Regions from separate parts of the Homo sapiens genome. Here region 1 is linked to region 2. A link is a loop called in an ENCODE intact Hi-C map of the cell type or tissue named here. Cell type or tissue: PC-3. All regions are shown on one strand. Each heading gives the region's core, and the rest is flanking DNA. Links, peaks and the distances in the headings are about the cores only.

The links. Peaks named below come from ENCODE experiments on the same cell type or tissue, not always from the same donor. Only the 100,000 strongest peaks of a DNase experiment are listed, where the experiment ranks them.
Region 1: a loop joins it to region 2, with 15 times the contacts of the local background. A loop is called at or near these places in 1 of 110 quality-filtered maps.

The regions. Positions count from the first base shown.
Region 1 is chr7:102,832,946-102,838,330 of GRCh38, reverse strand. FBXL13 (F-box and leucine rich repeat protein 13) reads left to right here. Exons shown (of 21, transcript NM_001394494.2): 19 at 5,357-5,385. It also overlaps a transcript of FAM185A not described here and the pseudogene RNU6-1136P. Among named protein-coding and RNA genes, the nearest start is that of LRRC17, 77 kb to the left of the region's middle. In PC-3, for the core only: no CTCF peak of the experiment used is centred there; DNase peaks (open chromatin) are centred at 1,610 and 3,150; H3K4me3 peaks cover 771 bases; H3K27ac peaks cover 1,615 bases.
Region 2 is chr7:102,985,234-102,990,618 of GRCh38, reverse strand. The region is part of intron 7 of FBXL13 (F-box and leucine rich repeat protein 13); the gene reads left to right. NFE4 (nuclear factor, erythroid 4) reads right to left here. Exons shown (of 3, transcript NR_166512.1): 2 at 2,387-2,586; 3 at 1,766-2,244. Among named protein-coding and RNA genes, the nearest start is that of NFE4, 14 kb to the right of the region's middle. In PC-3, for the core only: no CTCF peak of the experiment used is centred there; no DNase peak of the experiment used is centred there.

The sequences.
Region 1 (5,385 bases), core at 240-5,239, 150 kb after region 2:
CTGCTTTATTCATATTAACTCATTTAATCTCCCCAACAACTCTATGAAGTAGGTGCTACTCCTCATATTAAGCTACTCCTGTGTTATTCCCACACCACTGATGAGAATATTGAGGGGTAAGAGAGGTTGAGTAACTTATCCAGAGACACAAAACATCTCATGGAAGGATTTGAACTCAAGCCAGTGGGCCCCCAGACTGTGCTCTTAACCAACCCTGTATGCTGCCTCTGGCAGTTACTGAACCGAGTGAGAAGAAGGACTGGGCTTAGTATTCTGAGGGCCATATATGGAAGCTCATTCTCCTCACTCCTGTGCTGAGAAGCATTCTTCATTCATTTTGGATACTCTCTCATCTTGAACTAATTCTGTATGCCAGATGTTGGCAAAGATAAATTAGACATGGATTCTACCCTCAAGAAGTTACAGTCAATGCAGAAGATAAGACACTTACATGAATAACTATAATACAAGTAGAAAGTGAGAAAGTTGCCTGGGCGTAGTGGCTCATGCCTATAATCCCAACGTTTTGGGAAGCCAAGGAGGAAGGATCACTTGATGCCAGGAGTTCGAGATCAGCCTGGGCAACATAGTGAGACCCTGTCTCTATAAAAATTAAAAAATGAGCCAGGCATGGTAGCATGCACATATGTGGAAGGCTGAGGTAGAAGGATCATTCAAGCCCAGGAATTTGAGGCTACAGTGAGCTATGATCATGCTGCTATGCTCCAGCCTGGGCAACAGAGCAGGACCCTGTCAAAAAGAAAGAAAAGCTTATAAGAATTTGAAAGCGCATCTCTTCCACAGAGAAGAATTGGGGAAGACTGTAGAATAAACCACATTTGAGCTGGTTTGAAGCCAAAGTTTATCCCTCACATCACCATCTAATTTTATAACAAATTTCATCATGAAAGTGTCTTTGGAAATATTTGTTTTGGTCCTTGGCCTTATCCCCCTTTCCCTTTCAGAGTTCTCTCCATGTTTTAAAACAGGGAGCTTCTCTGAGGCTGGGCCTTTGCTAAGCCTTGCTCAGCCTGGTTTCCCTGGCAGGGAAGGTGGGAATGCAAGAGTGGCATCTCCAGGAGGGGCACCTTCAGGCTCTGCAGAGTTTAGTTGTGGTGCCAGGCCATGACCAGTCCCACTTGCTCTGATGCCCAGTGGGAACAAGGCCATTGTTGGTGGAGTGTAGCTCTCCATCTCATGGGATATGCGAAGTAGATATCTTGGGATATGCCCAAGAAACTGAAGTTTTTGTATTTAGTTGATATCTTAAAATTGTGGAAGTTGCATTTTAGCCTTTGGGGCAGCCAAAAATGTCTTCATTATAGAAAATGGTTCTTGACAGCACATATTTTCCAGAATTACCAACAGGGAAAAACTCCCCAACTTTGCAGTAGAATTAATTGGGACCTAATGAGGCAAATAGTCAAGAGATGGTGTTATGAGTATGCAACACGAAGTGAGCTTTTCTAAGGCTAGAAGCTGCCACCTGTCAAAGTGGTTTAATTCAGGATTTTGGCAGAAGCACATTATTGTGACAGTCAATAAATGTGAGTGAAATTCAGTCTCCTCTACGTACCCTATTTAGGAATGTAGTCATTAAGTGCCTACACTGTGACTCAGCTCAGAAGACACAAGAAGGAATGATCTAACTCGCTAAGAGATATGGAAGTTTTCTTCCAGATTGCCAACACACAGCAAAATTGGCTGATACATGGGAAAGGAGCCAAACTTGATAATGTTTGCATTTTTATCTCTGTCTTTACTGTAAAAGATTTTGACTTGGAAGAAATTTAGTGTTGCATTTTCCAAGGAAAGAAAATCAGCAGCATCGATAGAAGTATGATTCTGCAGCATTGGAGCCAGAAGTGTATATTGTAATCTTATCTGTAGGGGGGAAATGGAATTTCATGAGTGATTATGTTGAAACATGCTTGCAGATTTAAGTACTTAATATGACTTATATGTGTTTAAAGGAAAACACGAATTCTAAGAGAGGAAAAGTTCTGACTTTAGTTCGCCAATCTGCCACTGATTTAGCATAAAGCCTTAGACCAATTTTTGTGCCTCAGATTTTCCATGGATGAGAATGGTACCATGAATGTATCATAGACCTTGTAATCATTTTTAAGTTAGTTTTAAATTTAAAACCTCTGAGAACATTTGTCTTTAAAGAATATTAGAGCTTTTAAAAAGGCATAAGGCAGATTTGATTCGAGCAGTCCAAGACATTGGCAGATGCTACTGAAGAGGGTTTTCAGACACGAAGAGCCTTGAATCTCCCTCTAAAGCTTGTTTCATCCTTCAATAAATTATTCTTATAGTTTAAATATTCTTTCTTGCTTTAATTTTTCTCTGGTTCCTCTAACTCTGTCCATTCTCTCTAACAATGTTAATGTCTCTAACAAGGGAAAAACAATGTCGGGGCCGGGCGCGGTGGCTCACGCCTGTAATCCCAGCACTTTGGGAGGCCGAGGCGGGCGGATCACGAGGTCAGGAGATCGAGACCATCCCGGCTAAAACGGTGAAACCCCGTCTCTACTAAAAATACAAAAAATTAGCCGGGCGTAGTGGCGGGCGCCTGTAGTCCCAGCTACTTGGGAGGCTGAGGCAGGAGAATGGCGTGAACCCGGGAGGCGGAGCTTGCAGTGAGCCGAGATTGCGCCACTGCACTCCAGCCTGGGCGACAGAGCGAGACTCCGTCTCAAAAAAAAAAAAAAAAAAAAAAAACAATGTCACCTTACTTCTTGCAACATAAAAATTCTTGTATTATTAAAAGAGACTTCTTAATTTTCTTGAAGACATAAAGGATCAGTGAACCAACTAGTATGTACTGAGCACTTACTGTGTTCTAATATGATGTTTGGGAAAGGGATATGAAAGCTAGCAGATTTCCAGGCAGTACAAGGGGCTTATTGCATTTTTATTGAATCTCCAAACTGAGATTCCAGGCCACTGATTCCAATAATTCAAAGGTAGATTCCTTTCTGTACCTCCTTGGGTGTGCCCCACTATGCTTGATTATCTCCAGTGACAGGTCCCAAGCTATCTCCTGACAAGCTGCCCCTTCTAATTTTTGCCATCACGTAGTTGCCAGACAAGACAGACTTTCATGCAGTACAGGAATGAGTCAAATACCCTAAGTGCTGAATCAGTTGAAAAAGACAAGTTCTGCATGAGATCAAAGAATGAATCACTGTTGGCTGTTGTGGTCAGGAAAAGATGATGACTTAGGGTTAAATAACCAATATCTTTCAGTTTTTCTCAAAGTACAATACATTTGTGCATCTTTATTATTATTGGTGTCATGTGCAAATCCTGATAGTAGTTAACATTTATTCTTTTTAATGGCTTAAAATTTTTAACTGACAAATAAAAATTGTATATATTTATGAAGTACAACATGCTGTTTTGATACACACACACACACACACACACACACACACACACACACATTGTGGAATGGTTAAATCAAGCTAATTAACATTCATCACCTTACATACTTATGATACTTTTTATGGTGAGAACATTTAAAATCCATTAGCAAATTTCAAGTATACAATACATCGTTACTAACTATAGTCATCATATACAATAGATCTCTTGAACTTTCTCCTCCTAACTGAAAAAACAATTGAATGTTTCACAAATCTGTGTCATCCTTGTTCAGGGGCCAGGCTAATCCCTGTATTTTTCCAATTTTAGTATCTGTGCTGCTGAAGTAAGCACTAGTTAACTTTTATGGGGTGCTTACTATGTGCCAAGCACTAGCCAGTGTGCATACTGCCTCTCAACTAACACAGTATATAAAATCTTAGAGATAGCTAGAGAATCTATTTTGTGCTAAGAGCCACATCACATATATATATATATATATAATCACATATATATAATATATATAATCACACATATATATAATATATATATAATCGCATATAATATATATATATATAATTTATATATAAATAAGAAGTATCTTTAGTAACCCATTAGGGTTACTAAAATCTAGTACTTACAACTAAAATTAATGGTAAACTACCATTTACTGAGGTCTCTAACTTTGTATTCTAAGAGGAGCTGCTTCATAATGAGGCAGAATTCTTAGAATGATTGAGCACATGTAGATAATTATAATAATTCTCACATTTTGGGGGAGGAAATTTCCTCCTTTTTCTTTTCTCTTGTCTTCTCTTTTCTTTCTTTCTTTCTTTCTTTCTTTCTTTCTTTCTTTCTTTCTTTCTTTCTTTTCTTTCCTTCCTTCCTTCCTTCCTTCCTTCCTTCCTTCCTTCCTTCCTTCCTTCATCATGGTTTCCAATTTCTACTCCTATTGCTTTTTAAATATATTTTTACAATTACGGTTAGGTTTACTTTTGTGGATTGTTTTGTTCTTGTATAACTGCTGAGTTGTAAACTTTTAAGTGTTATTTCCTCATGGATTCTTATCACTGAGTTATTTTTTAACTGAAAAGTAGGAATGAAAATTAAGAAGTATTGATATAAAGGGAATGATTTCCAGGCCTTTTTCTAGTCCTAGATATTTCAGGTGAACATTTCAGCATTTCAAAACAATGCTAGAGAGTAGATGTTATTTTCCCTAAGTTAAAAAAGAGGAGCTGGGCACAGTGGCTCATGCCTATAATCCCAGCACTTTGGGAGGGTGGATCACTTGAGGTCAGGAGTTCAAGACCAGCCTGGGCAACCTAGAGAAACCCCATCTCTACTAAAAAAAAAAAAAAAGAATTAGCCGGGCGTGGTGGTGCACGCCTGTAGTCCCAATAGGCACAAGAGGCACAAGATCACTTGAACCTGGCAGACAGAGGTTGCAGTGAGCTCAGATTGCACCATTGCACTCCAAGCCTGGGCAACAGAGGAAGACTCTCAAAAAAAAAAAAAAAAAGGAAACAGGCTCAGAAAGATAGTAACTTGCTAAGATTTAAGAGGTAATAAATGGTGGAAACGAAAGCAAAACTCGGGTCTGTCTGATTCCAAAGAATCTGTTCTTTCCATTACATTCCACTGTCAATCTTGGAGTGTCTGCCATATAATCTTACCCTCAGATTTCTTTTCTTCTACTCATTACTGACCATATGAGTCAAACTTCATTAGACCTAACTTCAAGAAAACCAAATTTTGTTAGCAGGCATTTGAATATCACTAAGCTGTTAAGCTGCTTTGTGAATATCTTTTGCTATAAACAGATGTTGGATGTAACATGGGTTTTTTAAATTATTTTTTGGGGGCATCAAGATCTAACATCTGTATTTCAGGGACTGAAATGTACATTTAATAAGCTACTATAAGTAAGACAGTTCTAGATGACTAAAGAAAAGAAAAAATTTGACCTTGGAATTTTTTGCAGGCATTCTGCAAAAGCTCACTGATCTTGGA
Region 2 (5,385 bases), core at 231-5,230:
TCTTGAGATACTTTTTACTCTCTTATAATGGCCTATTTTGTGTTTTCTTCTTGGACTATATGTGCCTTGAGGACAGGGACAGTGTCTTACCTGCTTTGAATTCACAATCTGTAGATGCCCAATAAATATTGGTTGAATGATCGAATGAAAAATGATGTTTTCTTTTCAGCTCCACTATTACAAACTTGGTCTCATCAAGGTCCCAGGAATTTCTTAATCATCAAATCTGATTGCCTATGATCCCTTCTTGTCTTGCTTTTTCAGTAGCACTTGATTCTGGGCTTCTGTGGCATGACATTTCCTGTTTCTTTTCTCTGGGAATTATTTCTCTATCCTCAGGATAGGTTTCTTGCTCTCTCCTCACACCCAGATGTTGGCTCTGGTCTGACTGTACCTCCAGATGTTGGCTTTGGCTCTCTCTCTTTGCCCTACATTCTTACTAGGTCATGGCAGTCACAGCTAGGCTTTCACCCACCACTCTCTGGTGTCGGCATTGCTTTGGAATCATGATAAGGACATTTCCAATTTACCTATTATTTGGAAACTTTAACCTTTTAAATCTTGATGAATGTGAAGCCAGTGCTACTTATGATGTGCAGTAATGTCGGGAGAGTCAACTGGTTTTGGGGAAAGAGAAACTTAATTTTGGATTCAGTGAATTTGAAATGTCAATGAGACATTAAGTTAGAAGGTCCTAGAAGTATCTGAAAAGTAAGAGTCACTGAATTCTACATATACAGCAATTTTAGAGTTATGTGATCCAACCTCTTTTACAGGAAAATATTCCTCACAGATGTTCTTGAGGTTTTAGAGGGCACCCTCTTCCGTATCTGAGTTTGGAACCAATTGAGAAATAGAGAGATGGAAGTGGACATATTTTCTGATACAGCTGATAGGAGACTATGACTTAAGATCACTGACAAAGGATACTACTTCATTCTTTCATCCCTGAATCAGATAGACTCGCCCCTCGGTCACTGCACAGCTGAACAACTGCAGGCCTCCCTATGCTGCTGAGAGCAGACCAGGATGCATGCATCTTGCATTCAGGTCAAGGCAGGGTGGAGCAGGAGCTGAATTGCAAGCCTAGTTCTTTCTCCCAAACACTCCTCCTCTTCTCCTGGGAAGATATGAGGGGTAGAGAGAGAGAGGCCCAGAGTGTTTCTAAAGTGTTTCTAGATAGAGATGTGAGGCCAAGGCAATGAAACGTCTCCATTAGCAGTAATGTTTATCCAGCATTTGGTCTAGTACTTTCTGTGCTGGAGAGTCTGTTGACTTTGCGATGCATTCTGTTCTGTCTTGGGAAAGATCAGATAATTAGAAAGTTGTCCTTCAGATCAAAGCAGAGAAAGCGGCCTCATTATCTTTTGTTTCTAGTTCCTTCTTCTGCATTCACAAGGAAGATCAAATTTGTCAATTATTCATGCAAAGCTTTCATTTTATTTTCTAGTGCTTTTGTGGTTACTTGTTTCCAGTTTACTCAATTGTTTGTTCCTCTGTGAGTTTCTAGTCTCAGCCCTCCCTGTCCCCATCCCTGCTACTCCCTTGGCTGCTGTCTTCTAAGAATTCTGTTTGTAGCTTCCTCATAAAGTGGGCTGGGCCACGTTTTCTCCCTCATTCTGAGTGGTCTCACCTTCTGAAGGGCAAGGAGCTCTCCAGGTTATAGCTTGCCTGGATCTCTTCATACCCTTATACTGAGCTCCCTCATTATTGTGTCTGGGGTTTCTCTTTAAGTAGCAATGTGAGAGAAAACTACACAAGATAATGTGAATATGTAACCACATGATTTATTACTTAACACAGTCAGATCAGAATCAGTGGGATAAGCAGCCTAGGGTGTCCCTTGAGCACCCAGGTTCAAGTTAATCCTTTTACATGGAAAGCGCTTTCTTCTGCGTAGAGATACCCAGGTCATTTAAGACTCTACACCAGTTTTGGTTCTGCATGATGAAGGAGTTCTTTGCCTGAGCAGTAGGGAGTAGAGAATGCTCTGTGCTGAGACTCCTAAGTCCCCACTGTGTTCTTGGCTACATTCATCCTTGGGGTTAAAAGAGTGTATACCGTTCTACATTTCTGCCCTCCCACTTTGTTTTGTTTTTCTTTTTCCCTTCAATATGGCTGATCTGTTTGGGTTTTTCCAAATTTTCTAATTTATCTTCTATTTTCATTACCATTTTTGCTGCTGCTCTGCATCTGCTATACAACGGCTTCCTTCTCCAATTAGTTCTTCATACTCAGCAGTGTCTGGAGGTGGAAAAAAATATTCCAAGTGTTATCTGATTAGTGCAGCATCCAGTGCAAGTATCATCCCCGCCCCTTAAAGTGGACATTCCTGAGCATATCTTTACCCTTCATTGAAGCAGTGCTAGCTAGACTGACCACTGACCTGCAATAGCTTCTTCAGCATTAATTCTCTCTGGAAACTCATCCTCAGTGACAGTACTCCCACTTGGTTTTCTGTTCACCTTTTTGATCACTTCTTTTAGGATTCCTTTAGGATAACATATCCCCATTGCCTTCTTGTATCATGGTGTTTGTAAGGACTCTGTCATTGTTTCTCTGTTCTTCTCATTCCATCTTCACTCCCTGGGTGATTTCAAATACATGCTTTAGGTTATAGTTATATGCTGTTTACTCACGATTGCCAAATCTGTGTATCTCCAGCCATCACTCTCTTGTAAGACCCAGGTCATTTAACAATGCCTGCTGGGTAACTCCACTGGAATATTTCATAGCATCTACCCCCTAGCGTGTTCAGCTTGAAGCCGTTACTTCCCCACCTCTCTTATGGGACTACTCCCCACCCCTCTGTATTCCTGGGCTTTCTTGGTAAATGGTGTCATCACTTGTCATCCAAATTAGAATTGTGGGAATCATCCTGGACTTCTCCTTTTAAAAAAAATTCTCCACGTCCCATTAGTGATTAGTGTATGATACCCACTCAAGATGCGTTTTCATTTAGGAATAAATATAAAGTGGGATTTCACATTATTTCAAGTTTTGCCATATAGTGAGGCTTATGTTTTTATTTCACTATTTTAAATCCACCAAATTCAAATTCGTATAAAATGCATCCACACTACCCTAAGAACTGTGCTTGGATTTTTGCTATTAGTTATCTCATGTAATCCTCCCCATATCTTTGTGAGGTATGTTTTTTTTTTCTGTTTTGCTAATGAAATAAATGATGCTTGGGGAATTAGGTTAAATCACAGTGGTAGGGTTGAGTTTGGCCTACTGTATAAGCCCTTTTTACTTCATAGAGAGTGTGAATTATACTCCCTAATATATGTGGGATTTTTATTTACAATTTTTAAATTTCAATAACTTTAGGTGTACAAGTGGTTTCTGGTTATATGGATGAATTATATACTGGTGAAATCTGAAATTTTAGGGTACCTGTCACCTGAATAGTGTACATAGTATACTATTTTTTTATTCCTCACTCCTCTCTCGCCCTCTCCCTTTCAGAGTCTCCAGTGTCTATTATACCACTCTGTATACCTTTGAATACCCATAGCTTAGCTCCCACTTACAAGTGAGAACATACAGTATTTGGTTTTCCCTTCCTGAGTTATTTCACTTAGAATAATGGCCTCCAGTTCCATCCAAATTGCTGCAAAATACATTTTTTTTTTATGGCTTAGTATTCTATGGTGTGTGTATGTATGTGTATATGTGTGTGTGTGTGTGTGTGTGTATCACATTTTCTTTATCTACTCATTAATTGATGGGCACTTAGTTTGGTCCATATCTTTGCAATTGTGAATTATGGTGTGATAAACAGAAATGAAGCTAAATAGTTACAACCAACTGATCTCTGACAAAGCATACAAAAAAAATACTCCCTAGTACTTGGATGAAAATAAATGTTATATTTATTCCTTTACAATCGGCCCATCTGCTGCATGTCCCCACCCATTTAACCAGTAAATTAAATCTCAATCATCACATTCAATTCTAATATCCTTCTTCCCCTGCTGCTTGGTTGTGCAAGAGTCTTAGAGGTGTCTCACAGCCAAGCACCCATGAAGAGAACTGGACTTCAGTCCACATCCACACGGGCGGCTGTGGCTGTGCTCACTGCCTAAATCGACACAGTCCCTTGAAGGCGGGAGACTCCATGATTTCTGAGCCCAGCTTGGGCACAGGGACCATGGCCTCAAGGCAGATCTTTTGATCGTCAGTTGCCATGGCTTTCTGATGGTGCCCATTAGAGGGCCTGCCACATTTTAGGAAGGTCTACATGGGAATGTGGCACAAATATCTGTCATGAGCCTCCATTCCTTCCCGAAGTCTCAGCAACTTTCCAACCTCCCCATCCCCACACACCAGCAACATTTTTCATAGATTGGTCCAATTTCTCTCTTGAAGGCTAGGTATTTTGTGGGGCTGGTTTGGCTTCTGATGGTTGTCAACTTCTGCTTTTGGCTCTGCCATGTAAATGCCATGAAAGGACTCAAATATTAGCACATAAACCTTAATGTCTTCCCATTTCTTCTGGCATCCTAAATAAAGAGGACAGGCAAAAATGAATGTTTCAATAGATTATTTGGAAAGTGCTATGATGTCTCCTACTAAATGTATTGATGGGGGGGGGGCATCGTGCCAGGTTCCAGGGATGTGGGGTGTGGATTACTGAGTATCTCCCATGCATTCTAGGCACTGTTCACACATGCTCAACATGTGTTATCTTGTTCATACTCACCCATTTTATGAGTGAGTATGCCCATTTTATGAGACAAAGACTTGGGTCATAGCAATGTAGTGGTGAAATTAGCATTTGAGATTGGGTTTGTTTGAATCTAAATGTTGTTTTTCCCCCATTACATGATAATGCCCATCCTTGAGCTTGTGTTGAACCAAAACTCTGAGGTCTTTATGTGAACTGCTGACTGGATGTTCTGCCTTATGTCACTGCTAATCTCAACCTTAGCATAACAGTTTCTGTTATTCCTGTTCAATTTCATCTTGTTGATTTTGGTTCTGATTCCAATATTCAGTGAGTCAGCTATGTCTTCCAGCTCTATGGAATTCACTGATTTCATAAACATGAATATAGCCTTATCTATGTAGAAAAAAAGTATTGAACACAAATCCCATCTACTCCCCCTTTCTGGGGATCTTCCTGCTGCCCCTGAGTTGTAACATGCCTCTGTGGGTTGTTGGTTAGTTATCTATCCACAGTTTGTACCTTCCCACAATATCTTTTATTGTGTGGAATGTGGAATGGTTTGTTTGCTGGTTGGAAGCTCACTCAGGAGCATAGCCACCAGGGTGGTGTGGGTTCTGGATAGTGTGAAGTGCAGACTGTCACATAGCTGGATGTGCTAGGACATGGTCTACAGAGAATTTGACTGTAGTCCAGGGGTTCCACCAGATGCA